3 separate regions of the Mus musculus genome follow, and all the other regions are linked to region 3. The links are chromatin loops, found by intact Hi-C in ENCODE. Cell type or tissue: left cerebral cortex. All regions are shown on one strand. Each heading gives the region's core, and the rest is flanking DNA. Links, peaks and the distances in the headings are about the cores only.

Region 1 (4,000 bases), core at 1-4,000, 240 kb before region 3:
GGACAAATCAGTTGCCTTTTCTGTCCCTTAGATGCCTCACCTGTAAGCTGGAGTCAGTAACAGTGGAGCCTACCCCGAGGAAGAGTTATGAGGGTTAAATAAGTACAGCCGAGACAAGCAAATCAGCCCGGCCTGGCCCGCAATCCCAGATCCCGCTGGCTTGGCTTACCGAGTGTTGGAATTACAGGTGTGCACTGGCACATACACTTTTCCCTATGCACAATCCAGCTTTTCACTTACGTGTAAAGCTCCCGGGAGGGAAGGGTCTGCTCGGGAGGCAGGCAGTGTGATGTTACGCACTTCACACATCCTAGCGCTGGGCTACACTCTCAGTCAGCACATTCACCTCATGATCTTATAAAGAATCTTGCAGTGGGGCTGGGGAGAGCTACATGGAGTAAGTGTTTTCACTGGAGGGGTTGGGGAGCCCTTCAAGTCACTTACAAGCCTCACAGGTGTGGTAGCTGCCTGTAAACCCAGCCCTTGGGAGGCAGAAGATAAGCGATTCCCCATAGCAATGTTGTTAGCTAGGTTATGGGGAATGGGAATGTTCTGGGTTCAGGGAAGCTATGAAAGGCTAAGGAGGAAGACAGCAGACACCAGCTTCAAGCCTGGGCCTGGGGATGTATTGTGAGGTGGCTAGAGTGTTTGCTTACCCAAGTGTGAGGCACTGAAAAGGATCCCATGTCGTTGGAAGGAGAAAACAAACTACCTTTGTACCCTGGAGGCATCTTATAAAAACCCTTGTCACAGTGGCTCCTGGATGAATGATTTATAAATACGAGGTCAGCCGGGCGGAGGTGGCCCACGCCTTTAATCCCAGCACTTGGGAGGCAGAGACAGGCAGATTTCTGAGTTCGAGGCCAGCCTGGTCTACAGCGTGAGTTCCAGTACAGCCAGGGCTGTACAGAGAAACCCTGTCTCGAAAAACCAAAAAAAACCAAACCAAACCAAAAAAACCAAAAAAAAAAAAAAAAAAAAAAACCCCACAAAACCAACCAACCAACCAAAACAAACAAACAAACAAACCGAGGACAAAAGCAATCAGCTCAGTAGAGGCTGCAGGGGACCGAGACAGTTCCAGTCATGACTCTTTCTGCATGGAGTATTCAACCCTGTCGCTCAGGAGACTACCATCCTCATAACGAGGCACTCAGTGAACTTTTGTTGAATGATGATTATCTGGAACTTGGCCCTATCAGGGAAGCTGTGGCTGCTGCCAAGCAGAGGAAACGCTCCTAAGAAGCGGAATGATAGTTTGTGGGGCACAATATGGCTGGCGTGGTTAAATACTTACTTTGTGTACGACAGGGACGACCTCGCACTCATAAACTTTCCGCTTATAGTCTTAAAACAAAACAAAACAAAAAAAGAGATCCTCCTTTAAAATAAAGCCCAGAACAAACCAGATGCTTATGTCGATCGGGATCCAAGTGAGGTGGCTAATTATGACACCCGTTGGGTTCTACTAACAAAAATCACTAGGTGTCCCACCTAGACAGACGGATCACCACCCGCAGCACCTAGCTGCGGTAGCTCTTTCTAGGTGGGATGAAGAAGCTCGCGGGAGAGGGGAGGAGCCAGCACCCTAATCCTGGCTACTCCAACTCCACCCAGGTACGCTTCCTACCCAACAACTCGGGGAGGAAGGGAAGGCTTGCGGCCGGCCCACGGCGCAGGCGCCAACCCGCCCCACGCATGCTCAGTCGGATGACGCTGCCTTTGCATACGGCCGGCGCGGGCGAGCCTCCAGGGTCTCTTCCTACGCTCCCAGTTAGTCCTGGCAGGTAGGAGCGTAGGGGGGAATCAGGTCTGGAAGGTTCTCGGCCACTTACCTCAGCAGCTTGTGCACTTTGACTGACAGCCCCGCCCCTTGGACGAAGCCGTGCGGCCTCGCTCGCCACGACGTAGACGGCGGCGTGCGCGCGCCCGCCTGAGCTGTGGGAGTTTGATGGCGGTGCTGCGCCTGTCCCTGCGGCGGTGAGGGCTAGAGGGCGGTGCTAGCGCGCATGCGTGGAGGGGGCGGAGCCCGGCTGGGCCAGACCGAGCTTTCCGAGAACACTTCCGGGTCGCTGTGGCTGCCCCGCCCCCTTCCCCGCCCCAGTCCCCCGCAGTTTTGGTTTTCTTGCGTTGGTGCTGTCTGCTCCGCCTCTCTAGCGTAGGATGTTCAGCGTTTGCTTTTTATGTGAGAATTGCACGAAAGCATATCCACTTTTCCCTCTTCAAACACCCATGACCCAGGGCTAGTCCGCTCTCCTCCTTCTGCGCAGTCTCTGCCTGGAGCTGCTCAGGAAAGGTACCACTGTGGCTTCGTGCTCAGTGCTCACACTTTGTAAAGGCTCCTTTTCGACAGAACGTGGTTTTTGAAGTGGGAAGGGATGCTAAAGGAGTAGCACACCAGGGTGGCGCGGCACAAGACTGTTAATAATTGCATCCCCCTGCCAACGTTGATTTTCTGTTTTCTCAAAGCACGAACCCTCTTCTTGCGTCCTGCAGGTGGCTGCGGATTAGCGACTTGACTGAGGGTTGGGTCAAGCATTCATTTGGAAGGGATTGTTAGGCCTTCTTTGGTGGAACTTGTTAAGTACGTGAACTTGTAGCCGCAGCCATCTGGGATGGGAACATGGGGTAGTTTATCAGGAGCCTTTAATTCCGAATTATTGATTCAAGCGTGAAGCCGTTTGTTGTGTTCTGGAGGCAGTGGCCTCGGGAAACTGTTCCTTCTCAGTACTGTGTTGGTCCGAGAACTGTGTTAGTAAGTCATATTTTAATTGTACTGTGATAGGGAAATAAATCTGATTGGAAGGTATTTATTTCTAGCATCTTTAAAACGGCTTACCTCTCTTCCGCGGGTATTGTACCGATGGTTCCTCAATGCGTTATCAAACTGGATACGATAAAATATCATACTGGATAGGGTGAATGAAGCACTCTGCTCATACTTAGGTGGCTAGCAAGACCTCACCCCCTATAGGTTAATCAGACACCTATACAAGAACTTACACTGGTGAGCTCATGGAAAGCGACACTATTTTTGCTTAGGATGTGCTGTGAACTGCCCAGTTGAGGCCTACATAATGGAGTTTTTAATTTAAATTTCTTATTACATTTATTTATTTACGAATGTAGTCTGTGCATATGTTACCTGCCTACACAGCAGAATTTTTTTTTGTTTTTTTGTTTTTTGTTTGTTTTTTGTTTTTGTTGTTTTTTGGTTTTTTTGAGACAGGGTTTCTCTGTATAGCCCTGGTTGTCCTGGAACTCACTCTGCAGACCAGGCTGGCCTCGAACTCAGAAATCCACCTGCCTCTGCCTCCAGAGTGCTGGGATTAAAGGCGTGCGCCACCACGCCCGGCTAGCAGAATTTTTTAAATTTAAAATTTTATTACATTTATTTATTTAGTCTATGCTACTTGCCTACATAATGGAGTTTCTTTTAACTTAATTTTTTATTACATTTGTTTGTTTATTTCCATATTTTGTCTGTGCGTTTGCTACCTGGCTGCATGTGTAGTCCAGAGGACAACCTGCAGGAGTCAACTTTTTCCTTCTGCCGTGTGGGTCATCGGCCTTGGGAGCAAGTGCCTTTACCTGTTGAGCCATCTTAGTGACCTAAGTATTCATTGTTTAATTAAAAAAAAAAAAATTAAACAAAAGGGCACTTTCTTTTTCAGGACTTTCCTGGAACGTCATTTGTCATGGATGTTCTACGCCCACAGATTGTAACGTTCGATGGACGGAATTATAGAAAGAATCCCATCCAGGAGAAACAGTACCAACATGAAGAAGACGAGGATTTCTATCCTGGTAATCCTGGGGGGTCTCTTAGGTCCCACAAGAGGGAAAATGTTCTTTGTACTGTAAGGGTAATTCTTTGCTTTGTTGCTGCTCAGTGGGTCTAATAAAGCTGACCTCAGATGAGGTGTTCCTGGCTGCAGTTCGTGTGTCAAGATAGATTTCATCCTGGACAGAGGCCTCAGTGCCACGTAGAGTAACTTTT
Region 2 (4,000 bases), core at 1-4,000, 54 kb before region 3:
GTAGCCTGCTGGGCGACCCGCCATACAAAAGCATAACAGGGCTGAGACTGTGGCTCAGAAGTTCATGGCTACCTACCCTTAGCTACACAAGACACAGTATGCTGTGCTGGGCAAGCTTATTGGTCTTGTATTTCCAGAATCTCTAGGTTATACAAAGACATCAAAGGGGGTTGGCAATCATGGCTTAGTGGCAGAGCACGTGCCTAGCATCTGGAACTTGGTAAGCATTCATTATGAAGAAGATGGGAGGGAGAGGAGTAAGGGGAGAGGGGGAACCTTGAGTAGAGCAGGGGCAGCGGGGGTAGGGTGGGGTGGTGGCGTGGTCTAGCATGTCTTTTCGCTCCTGAGGCTAGCACCTTTGGCAAGGTTTTCCTTATGGCCATAAATCTGTAATCCCAGCTATTCAGCTGGCAGAGGCAAGAGGATTGCAAGTTCAAGACCTGCCAGGGCAACTTAGTTTGACTGTGTCTCAAAACAACAACAACAACAACAAAGAATGAAGCCCGGTATCACAGTGAATACCTAGCATCTGGAGCCCCAAGCTCGATCCCAGGCACACAGTCAGGTTTGGGAGTTGGGCTCCTCTGATGACAAGCTTTCCCATCTTCCCTTCCCCACCTCTTCCAGTGGCTTTATATTTTGAAGTCATTAACCCAGCCTCCTCTCCCTCACAGAAATGCAGGGTTCCCAAGCACTGCCAGGAAGAAGGAAGACTGAATACTGGTATGGCGTGAGCAGACTGGCAGCTCTGTCACCCATCCCTGGTTGGATGTCCCCTCTGCAGCCTTGAGAGGCCCAAGGCCAGGTGACTATCCAGGAGAGGGAGGAATGCGTGAGGACCCCAAAGCCAGGAGTTCACAGGGCCAAGAAAGGCGAAGAGGGCCCCGGAATGGGACTCACTGGGCAGAGACTGTGGCAGAGCTTGCCCTGCAGGACGCCCTGTGTAAGAAGTGGGCTATAACATGGTTGAAACTTCATGCTACTTCTCTTCCAGGGTTGGCAAGCACATGCTGGTCCTGAGATCCTTGCCTGGCTGGAAATCCCTGCTGCCTCTTCCCTTGATGGCCTTCCCAGCATCCTCTACTCCATGGCTCTCAACTCCCCAGCCCCACTGCCAAGGTGCCACTAAAGGCCAGCCTGCTAACATGTCCTTGTCAGTGCTGAAAGATGCCAGGACCTCATGCCCAACCCAGCTCTGCCTGGGCACAGCCTGCTGGGTACAAACACCAGGAGCAGTAAAAGAAGATGTCGGCCGGGCTGAGGTTCTCCATGGACACTTCTATTTGGTGAGGGCCACTGTGCGTCTGGCCCTAGCGATGTTGGGAGCCACAAGAGGGAGCAGCATCCAGCCTTGCCGTCTGGGAGGTGGCAGTGGGTATAAGCTGGGAAACATTCTCATAAGCCACTCATAGTAATCAGCCGCACAGTTCTCAAGAGGATCATCCTCCTGCCTCATATTTCTCTCTGGCCTTTGTGTCTCAGTCCTCTCGTTCTGCAATATCCTTTTTTCCCTTAAAAACACCCTGGGGGAGTCCTCAGTCACCTTCTGTGAGAGGGTGGCCCTTGCTACATTTCAACCTGGGGACTGCATGGTGTGCCCCTCCCTCTTCCTCTCCTGCGCTCTGGCCGTTCTCTACTAAAGCTTCCTCTGGGATTCCCTGGGGGTGCGCTCTTCCCTCACTCTTCTTAGGCGATGGTGGCCTCCTTTTCACGCATCTCACTCCTCTCTTCTGGTCCATCAGCACAGCTGAGTCTTCTGGTTCGCATTCCGTCCACATTCCTCTCCCAAACTCTCCCCGTCTCCAACACACGGGGGCGCCTACGAGCACCTTAACTCAGATACGCGAACGCGGTCCTGATGTCGAGAGCGTCTTAGACACCCAGCCCAGTACTCCGGGTGACTCTAGCTGCTGAAAACCCTTCGTGCACAACTCAGAGCAGAACACAAGCCCTCCAAGGCCCTGGGGATGGGAGCCACACCTCATTCCCAGCCTTTATGGGCACCATCTGACCCCAGCCCTTCCCACTATTCCCCACCCGGGGGCGCATCCTTTCTGGTCTCAGCACTGGAGTTCGTTCTATTTAACATGTGCCCAAGACCATTCTTCTTCTTTCAATAGAGCCCAGAGAAGCCAAAAAAATCCCTATTCCTCCTGTGCTGACTTAGCATCCAGAGCTCCAAGTCCTTCCCTGAGCCCCTCCATCACTTTCTCTTTTTCATATGCTTATTTTCCTGGATGCAAACGTTCTTTTCCACTGGGTCAATGATTTTGTGTAACAGGTGAGACTGGATAGAGAGACAGGAAAGTCAAGGGGATGTGAGAAGTGGAAAAGGCCCCTCCCCCACGCGATCTAATTTAGGTTCTTCATTCACCCAACTGATAAAATCAGTACAGATTGCTCCAGGGGCAAGACCCATTTTTCTAAGATATCTCAAAGGTGTTATAAACAACAAATGAGCCATGCTTGCTAAAGAACACGGCTGTAGACCTTTGTAACTTATCCACACTCCTGACCACCACAGAACACCTTACAATTCATTTCATTAAACAAATTAAAATTGTTTAAAATTAAAAAAAAAAAAGCCAAGCAGACTGGAGAGATGGCTCTATAGTTAAGAGCACTGACTGTTCTTCCAGCAGTCCTGAGTTCAATTCTCAGCAACCACATGGTAGCTCACAACCATCTGTAATGGGGTCTGATAACCTCTTTTGGTGTGTCTGAAGAGAGCAACAGTGTACTCACATTAAATAAACAAACAAACAAATAAATAAGTAAATCTTAAAAAAAAAAAGCCAGGCATGGTGGCACATATTTTTAATCCCAGCATTCAGGAAGCAGAGAAACAGGTGGATCTCTGAGTTCATGGTCAGCCTGATCTACTGAGCTAATGCCAGAATAGTCAGGACTACACAGAGAAACCCTGTTTCAAAAAGCCAAGAAAGAAAGAAAAAGAGAGAGAGAGAGAGAGAGAGAGAGAGAGAGAGAGAGAGAGAGAGAGAAGAAGAAGAAGAAGAAGAAGAAGAAGAAGAAGAAGAAGAAGAAGAAGAAGAAGAAGAGAGGAAGGAAGGAAGGAAGGAAGGAAAAGAAAATTACATCCTTTGGATACTATAGCATAAAGTCATGAAATCATATGTTTCTGATAAGACACTGAACCTAGTCTCTCTCTCTCTGACTGTCCTTGCTTAGACTCCCGTGTGTGCTCCCGTGGTTTCTCTCATAATAAGCCTAGTTCTGTTCCACACAGACCTATTCTGAAACGATTTTTCTGGGGTGCAATCAACATCCCAGTTTTAACCTAGTGGATGTTGCTGAAGTGGTGACCTTGAATAAAGGATGTATGAACGGATGGACAGACGGACAGATAGATGGATGGATGGATGGATGGATGGATGCCCTTCCCAGAATACCTAACCCAGAGCAAGATGCTTAGGCATTCTAGGTTGCTAGGCAGTGTCAGGGGAGAGGAGAATATTCACTGGTGCATGAGTGAGCCATCAGGGAGAGACGCCCTGGGCACCTGCAGTGGGCGTGGGCTAGGATGCGGGATAGATGGACTACGGGCAAAATGAATTCTCAATTCTTGGGGACTTTCAGCTCAAGCTCCTAACAGCTGTGTGCTCAGGAGGGGGAGGCGTGGGAAAGCCCCCAGGCAACTGGTGGTTCAGAGAGGGAGGGAGGAAGCCGAGGTGGATGAGCCTTGCCAAGCAGGGCACCAGCTCCCCTTCCCTCCTCCCTGCCCAGGGGTCTTTCCTCAGCACAGGCCTCTCCCCCTGACTTGGCAAACTGCCTCACTGGAGAATTGGTTTCACGTTTGGATAGCCTCCAGCTGGGCTCTTCCACTGAGGCCCCTGAGGGATTGCAGTCCAGCCCCGCCTCCGTCCTTCTGGAGGGGTCCCTGCAAGGACGGGAGGGAAGCTCCGATAAGGGGCGGGGCCTTGCCAGGCATTGCATCAGGCACCAAGCCTCCACTCCCCTCTCGCTGGGACCCAGAGCATAG
Region 3 (6,096 bases), core at 1,158-5,157:
TAATGGACTGAACCTCTGAAGCTGTGAGCAGCCCCAATTAAATGTTGTCCTTATAAGAGATGTCTTGGGCTGGGCAGTGGTGGCACACGCCTTTAATCCCAGCACTTGGAGGCAGAGGCAGGCGGATTTCTGAGTTCGAGGCCAGCCTGGTCTACAGAGTGAGTTCCAGGACAGCCAGGGCTACACAGAGAAACCCTGTCTTGAAAAAACAAAACAAAACAAAACAAAACAAAAAAAAAAAAAAGAGTTGCCTTGGTCACGGTGTCTGCTTACAGCAGTAAAACCCAAACTAAGACACCTACATACTTTCAGTTCACCCCAATAAACTTCTTTAAATCCATTTCCCAAAGTGTCTCCCTGCCTCTCTGTCTAGGACCCGAGCAAGTTTCAAAGCTGCAATTCACTGTGACCAGGTGTGCTCTTGTGTGATCTGAACTGGTCCCCACCCTTTGTGTTGACTGGGAGTGGCTTTGTTGGAGGTCAGAGCTGTTTCTCATCTCTCCTGCTACTTACCACCAAGGTTTGGGTTGCTGTCATTCCCAAGGACCTTGGTTTGGACTTTCCTAGATGCAGAGCCTGAGATAAGAATGGGGTTTCATCCTTGGAGTATGTAGAACAGTAGCATTTTCAGGAAACAAGGACAGAGGAGGTGTTGAAACAGGAAAGAAAAAACCCAAATGACAGGGTGTGATTGAGGTTATTGTGCCTCATACCAGAAGCACCCGTGATGCCCCATCACGAGGCTAAGCTTTCCACACTGCCTCTGCTCTCCTGGACTCAGTGTCCAACCTGGTCCAGGCTATCCAAGTGTCCCCAGATTTGGAGAAAAGTTCTGAGACGGTGTGGTGGTTTGAATGAGAATTGTCCCCAGAGGCTCATGTATTTGAATACTTGGTCTCCAGTTGGTGGAAACATTTGGGAAGGATTAGGGGGTGTGGTCTTGCTGGAGGAGGTGTGTCACTGGGGATGGGATTTAAGGTTTAAAAAGCCCACGTCATTCCCAGTTAGTTCGCTGGGCTTTTGCTTGTCAGTTACACGTGAACTCTCAGCTACTGCTTCAGCACCATGCTTGCCTGCCTGCTGCCATGCTCCCCGCCACGAAGGTCGCAGACTATAACCCTCTGGTACTTGTCAATGGAGATGAAGCTCCAAAACCAGGAAGCCCTTGGGACTGGAGAGACCACAGTGTGTTGTCCAAAGCATTCTTTACAGGAGGCCACCAAACCTCTTGGGCCTAAGCAGTGTGACCAGACAATCAGAGGCCCTGGGCCTGTTGCTGGCTGCTGCTTTCTGCCACTGCTTTAAGGACCATCACAGACTTCTCGGCTTTACAAGCCACACAAGCTAGAGTCTTACAGTTCTAGAAGCCAGATGTCCCCAGGAGTCTCTCTGGATGGAAGTAGAGGTGCCCCAGGGCTTCCATCAGGGGAAGAAGTGTTTCCTTACCTCTCTCAGTTTCTATGCCCTCCACACCCTCCGCCCCACCCCAAACACACCACTCTGGTTCCCAGCCTCTTCCTCCATCTCTAAAGCCAGGACTTTATATCCTCTGATAACAGTGGGAAAACACTCCAGGAAGGTCTGTCTGTCCTAGGCCCTTCCGTTCTCTCTGTCTCACTGACACGTTGGTCATCAGCTCTGACTCACACATGGTCTGTAAGTCATCTCTTCTCACCCAGCAGTCACACTGTTCCCATCTGCTTCATCTCTCAATGGCTTCCCGATTTCAAAATCCAGCCGGTCCAGCCATCCCACCCCAAATTCCAGTATTCGCTGAATGGTTGGTCTCAGTAGCTAAGAAATATGTCCTTAGGTTCAAGCTGCAATAATGCCAAAAAAAAAAAAAAAGAGCTACAAACAAAAAAGCCATATACCTACCACTACCACCAACAATAACAAACAAACAATAAAGCAAGGGTGCTGGCTGGTTTTGTGTGTCAGCTCGACACAAGCTACAGTCATCAGAGAGGAAGGAGCCTCAGTTGAGGAAATGTCTCTCTGATAGGCCCATGAGGGGCCCAGCCTGTAGTGGGTGGTGCCACCCCTGGGCTGGTGGTCCTGGTTCTATAAGAAATCAGGCTGAGCAAACCATGGGGAACAAGCCAGTAAGCAGCTTTTCAGTCATGGTGTTTTGTTGCAGCAAGAGAAACTCTAAATAAGACACCAAGCAACCCCAAGCCAAAAACTAGTTCCACTGTACCCCATAAATATGAACAATTCTTAAGTCTCAATGTAACACGGCCCAAGCTGGGTGTAGCTGCACACACCTGTCAGCCTGGCACCCAAGCAGAGGCAGAAGGAGGTGCCGTGGTTTGAGGCCAGCCTCCTAGGCTACAGAGTGAGGCCGAAAATGTCTGTCTCACAGTGTCCCCCCACCTCCAAAAAAAAAAAAAAAAAAAAAAATCAAGTCGACAGCAAACCTGAGCCCAGAAACCAATTCAATTTTAGTGCATGGTGGTACAGGTGAGTTGGCTTCTTATGGAGGGACGTGGGGGTGGGCAGAGAGTCGTGGGATTGTGGGAGGGTCTGTTTTCCAACCAAACTGGCCTCCTTCCCTTCTAGAGCCTTCTTCGCCTGCAGGCCTTCTACCCAGCTCTCCTCCCCTGGCAATGTTCTAAACCCATATACCTTCTCTGCTCAGCCTTAAGCTGCGTGAGGGGAATCAGGGCTGTGTCCATTCCCAAAGCTGCTATGGAAGCTAAAGAGGGTGCTCACCTTGGCTGGGTATGAATCCTCCCTCTCCGGGGCGCGGTGATGATTAACTCAGTGACTCTTCTGCCCTCTGGCGGTCAGCTTCAGAACAGCAAGTGCCATGTGTTCACTTTCTCGCTATGCTAAAAGTGTCCACTAGAGAGTAGCAGTGTCCTCAACCCTCTGCCACCGGATAGGTGGCAGTCCAACCCTACCTTTTTATGTAATTTTGACACTGTCTCAGGTAGCCCAAGCTAGTCTCCAACTCTACATAGCTAAGACTAGCTTTGAACTTCGGATTCTGCTGTCTCCATCTCCTGAGTGTTGCGATTATAGGCATATAGCATAGTTATGCTGAACTCTAACCTAGTTTTAAATGTGCATGCATGTATGTACATACTTTGTGCTCTTTTTAATTTTTTAAATGGGTCTCTTGTATCTCAAGCTGGTCTCAAATCTGATATGGCATCAGGGATGGCCTCTAACTCCTGATTGTCTTGCCTCTCCTTCCCAAAGGCTGTGATAACAGTTGTGCCCCGCCGCGTTCACCCTTGGCTTTACAATATTAATAATCTCAAGTTTGTCTGCTGCTCTTGGTTTTGAGCGAAAATACTGCTCCCTGGACCAAAAGCAAGTTCATCTCTTACCCTAATTAGTACACCAACCTGCCCTGGGTCTTCCCCTACCTGGCGAGCAGCCAAAGTGCTTCAGTTGTGACTCCCAAATCATTGGGAAAATCCCAAGGGAAAGTCAGAGGCATACATCATTCATAAGCAGAGCCCCGAGTTCTAACCTCAGCATCACAAACCAGTAATAGTAAAAACCAATTGTAGGAGCACTAAACCGGGGGCTGGAGAGATGGCTCAATGGGTAAGAGCACAGGCAGCTCTTCCAGAGGTCCTGAGTTCAATTCCCAGCAACCGCATGGTGGCTCAACCATATGTAATGGGATCTGATGCCTTCTGGTGTGTCTGAAGACAGCTATAGTGTACTCATACACATAAAATAAATAAATAAGTCTTTTTTAAAAAAAAAGGAGTAAAAGACCAATAGAAATAAGCCAATGTGAAGACAGAGCATTAGAGACAATGGCATAGGCTCAGGCTCAGCTTCAAGAGCATCTCTGATGCACACGCACCATTTACTTTGTACTCGTGAGCGTGCACACCGTGACACTCTTGTGAGCATCAGTGTTGGACTGTAGGTGTGAAGTTATGAAAAACACCAAGGAAACAGAGTCGCTGTCACAAGTGTCCTCGGGGCCCAAGAGATGAAAGCTGTCCTAGGTCCCACTGTATGTAGGAATCTGGCTAGAATATTGTCACCAGCTGTTAGACACAGCCACCAACCCAGCCAAATCATCGCCATCCTCCTGAGGCCAGCTGTGTCCCTTGCAGGCCATCCTAGTTGGCCTTGTTGACTCCCTCGTGGAGAGAGGAACAGAGTAGCCAGTCGTGTGCTGTTGTGTCCTGATTGCACTGGCCTTAGGACGGGCAGAACTAAGGCAGAGACTCCATCTACAAAGCCGAGAGGGAGTGGCCTCTTTAAGGTTACCCAGGCCCCTGCCCAGGACCCATAGCTCAGCAAGTATGCAGAGTGAGCACAATAGCTCCCCCCAGTGGATCCTTGTGGGATCTACCCCTTTGTCCTTAGGATTGTAGGAGGAGGTTAGGCACCATCTGCATCTTCCCCAGAGTAGAAATGTTCCATCGCCAGCCCTGGTAAGGGTCACAACCTTGCTTCCTGCTCAGTCCCATGAGTTTGTCCCACAGTGGTTTCTATGCCAAGTGTCATGAAGAAAAGGCTTTTTGTCGGTTCTGTGGGCCCTTGAGCAGAGGGCCTCACTGTAAAATCATGAACACGGTAAGACCCACAGCTGGGTTGTTGATCAGTTAGTTGTTGGAGATCAGGTTGTTTATGCGTTTTTATTGTCGCTTTACTATGTAACCCACAGCGGCCTGGTGCTCCCAATGTAGCCTAGTCCATTTAGAACTTGAGGCAATCCTCCTGCCTCTACTTCCTGAGTGCTGGGATTACAGGCATGCATTGACATACCAACTCAGCTTTGGGCTTTTGCTTGCTGTTTGGTTTTTAGGTTTTAAAAAAACTACCTTTTAAAAATTATTTTATTTGTATGTTTGTGTGCGCATGCATGTGTGCTCCTGTGTGCTGTATGAGTTTATACACACCATGTGTATGCAGGAGACTACAGGAGACAGAAGGCTGCAACAGATCCCCCGGAACTGGAGTTATAGGCAAAGTTGTGAGTTGCTACGTGAGTATAAGAAACTGGTCAAGGGGCCCCTGCAAGAATGTGTTCTTAAATGCTGCTCCGTCTCTCTAGCTCCATAAATACCACCCTTATTGGAGGCTTAGGTTGGCTTCTGGTTCTCTATGTCTGGCTTTGAATTACTGATCCTCCTGTCTCCACCTCTTGAGCATTGAGATCACAGACAATCACTGGCATGCGTGGTGGCGCATGCCTTTAATCCCAGCACTCAGGAGGCAGAGGCAGGTGGATTTCTGAGTTCAAGGCCAGCCAGGGCTACACAGAGAAACCCTGTCTCGAAAAAAAAGAAAGAAAGAAAGCAATGCACAAAAGTGGGCAGAGAATTTGGTCTCTGAGCCTGAGGGCTTGAGTGCCATCCTGGAGCCCATATGTGGTAGAAAACTAGCTCCCAATTCTCTCTGCAAGTTAACTTCTGACAAACACACACACACACACATAAACATACACACACACACAAACATACACACACATACACAAACCTACACACACACACAAAACACATACACACACAAACACATACACAAACATATACACATACATACACAAAGATACACACAAACACATACACAAATGTATACAAACATACACATAAACACACACACACATAAAAACACACACACAAAGCCAGGCGAGGTGGCGCACGCCTTTAATCCCAGCAGTCGGGAGGCAGAGGCAGGTGGATTTCTGAGTTCGAGGCCAGCCTGGTCTACAGAGTGAGCTTGAAAAACCAAAAAAAAAAAAAAAAAAAAAAACCACACACACGATACAAACAGCACCAGGTCCATCCACAACATTGGACTGTAAAATATGGATTTTTTTAACCTTTCTGAGAAAAGAAAAACAAGCAAATAAACAAACAAACAAGCAAAAAACATGTTTAAAGGATTTCAGACTGCCATTGGCTCCAGGTAACCAGAACAATGGAGAATGGAGCCATGAGTAAGGGATGTGGTGCCTCCAAGATTGATTGGTTACTTTTCTGCTTCTGTGACAAAATGCCATGAGCAAGGATGACAAAGCAGTGTCATGGGGAACGGAACCACCAGGCCCCAGAACTCTGCCTTCATCCTGGCTTCATCCACCTTGAACTTTGAAGTGTGTGGTTTTCTCCTAAG

What was found. Hi-C counts contacts between places; a loop is a spot of excess contacts. Peaks named below come from ENCODE experiments on the same cell type or tissue, not always from the same donor. Only the 100,000 strongest peaks of a DNase experiment are listed, where the experiment ranks them.
Region 1: a loop joins it to region 3, with 6 times the contacts of the local background. A loop is called at or near these places in 9 of 42 quality-filtered maps.
Region 2: a loop joins it to region 3, with 4 times the contacts of the local background. A loop is called at or near these places in 19 of 42 quality-filtered maps.

Annotation. Positions count from the first base shown.
Region 1 is chr10:60,001,121-60,005,120 of GRCm38, forward strand. Anapc16 (anaphase promoting complex subunit 16) reads right to left here and starts at 2,015. Exons shown (of 4, transcript NM_025514.3): 1 at 1,836-2,015. It overlaps Ascc1 (activating signal cointegrator 1 complex subunit 1), which reads left to right and starts at 1,685. Exons shown (of 11, transcript NM_026937.3): 1 at 1,685-1,787; 2 at 3,675-3,807. The coding sequence starts at 3,699. In left cerebral cortex, for the core only: a CTCF peak has its summit at 2,477 (motif pointing right); DNase peaks (open chromatin) are centred at 1,289, 1,720, 1,954 and 2,529; H3K4me3 peaks cover 2,134 bases; H3K27ac peaks cover 2,270 bases.
Region 2 is chr10:60,190,066-60,194,065 of GRCm38, forward strand. The region is part of intron 2 of Chst3 (carbohydrate sulfotransferase 3); the gene reads right to left. Among named protein-coding and RNA genes, the nearest start is that of Chst3, 27 kb to the right of the region's middle. In left cerebral cortex, for the core only: a CTCF peak has its summit at 1,884; DNase peaks (open chromatin) are centred at 1,830 and 3,870; H3K4me3 peaks cover 354 bases; H3K27ac peaks cover 196 bases.
Region 3 is chr10:60,242,452-60,248,547 of GRCm38, forward strand. No RefSeq gene overlaps it. Among named protein-coding and RNA genes, the nearest start is that of Chst3, 26 kb to the left of the region's middle. In left cerebral cortex, for the core only: CTCF peaks have their summits at 2,820 (motif pointing left), 3,027 and 4,296 (motif pointing left); DNase peaks (open chromatin) are centred at 2,803 and 4,321.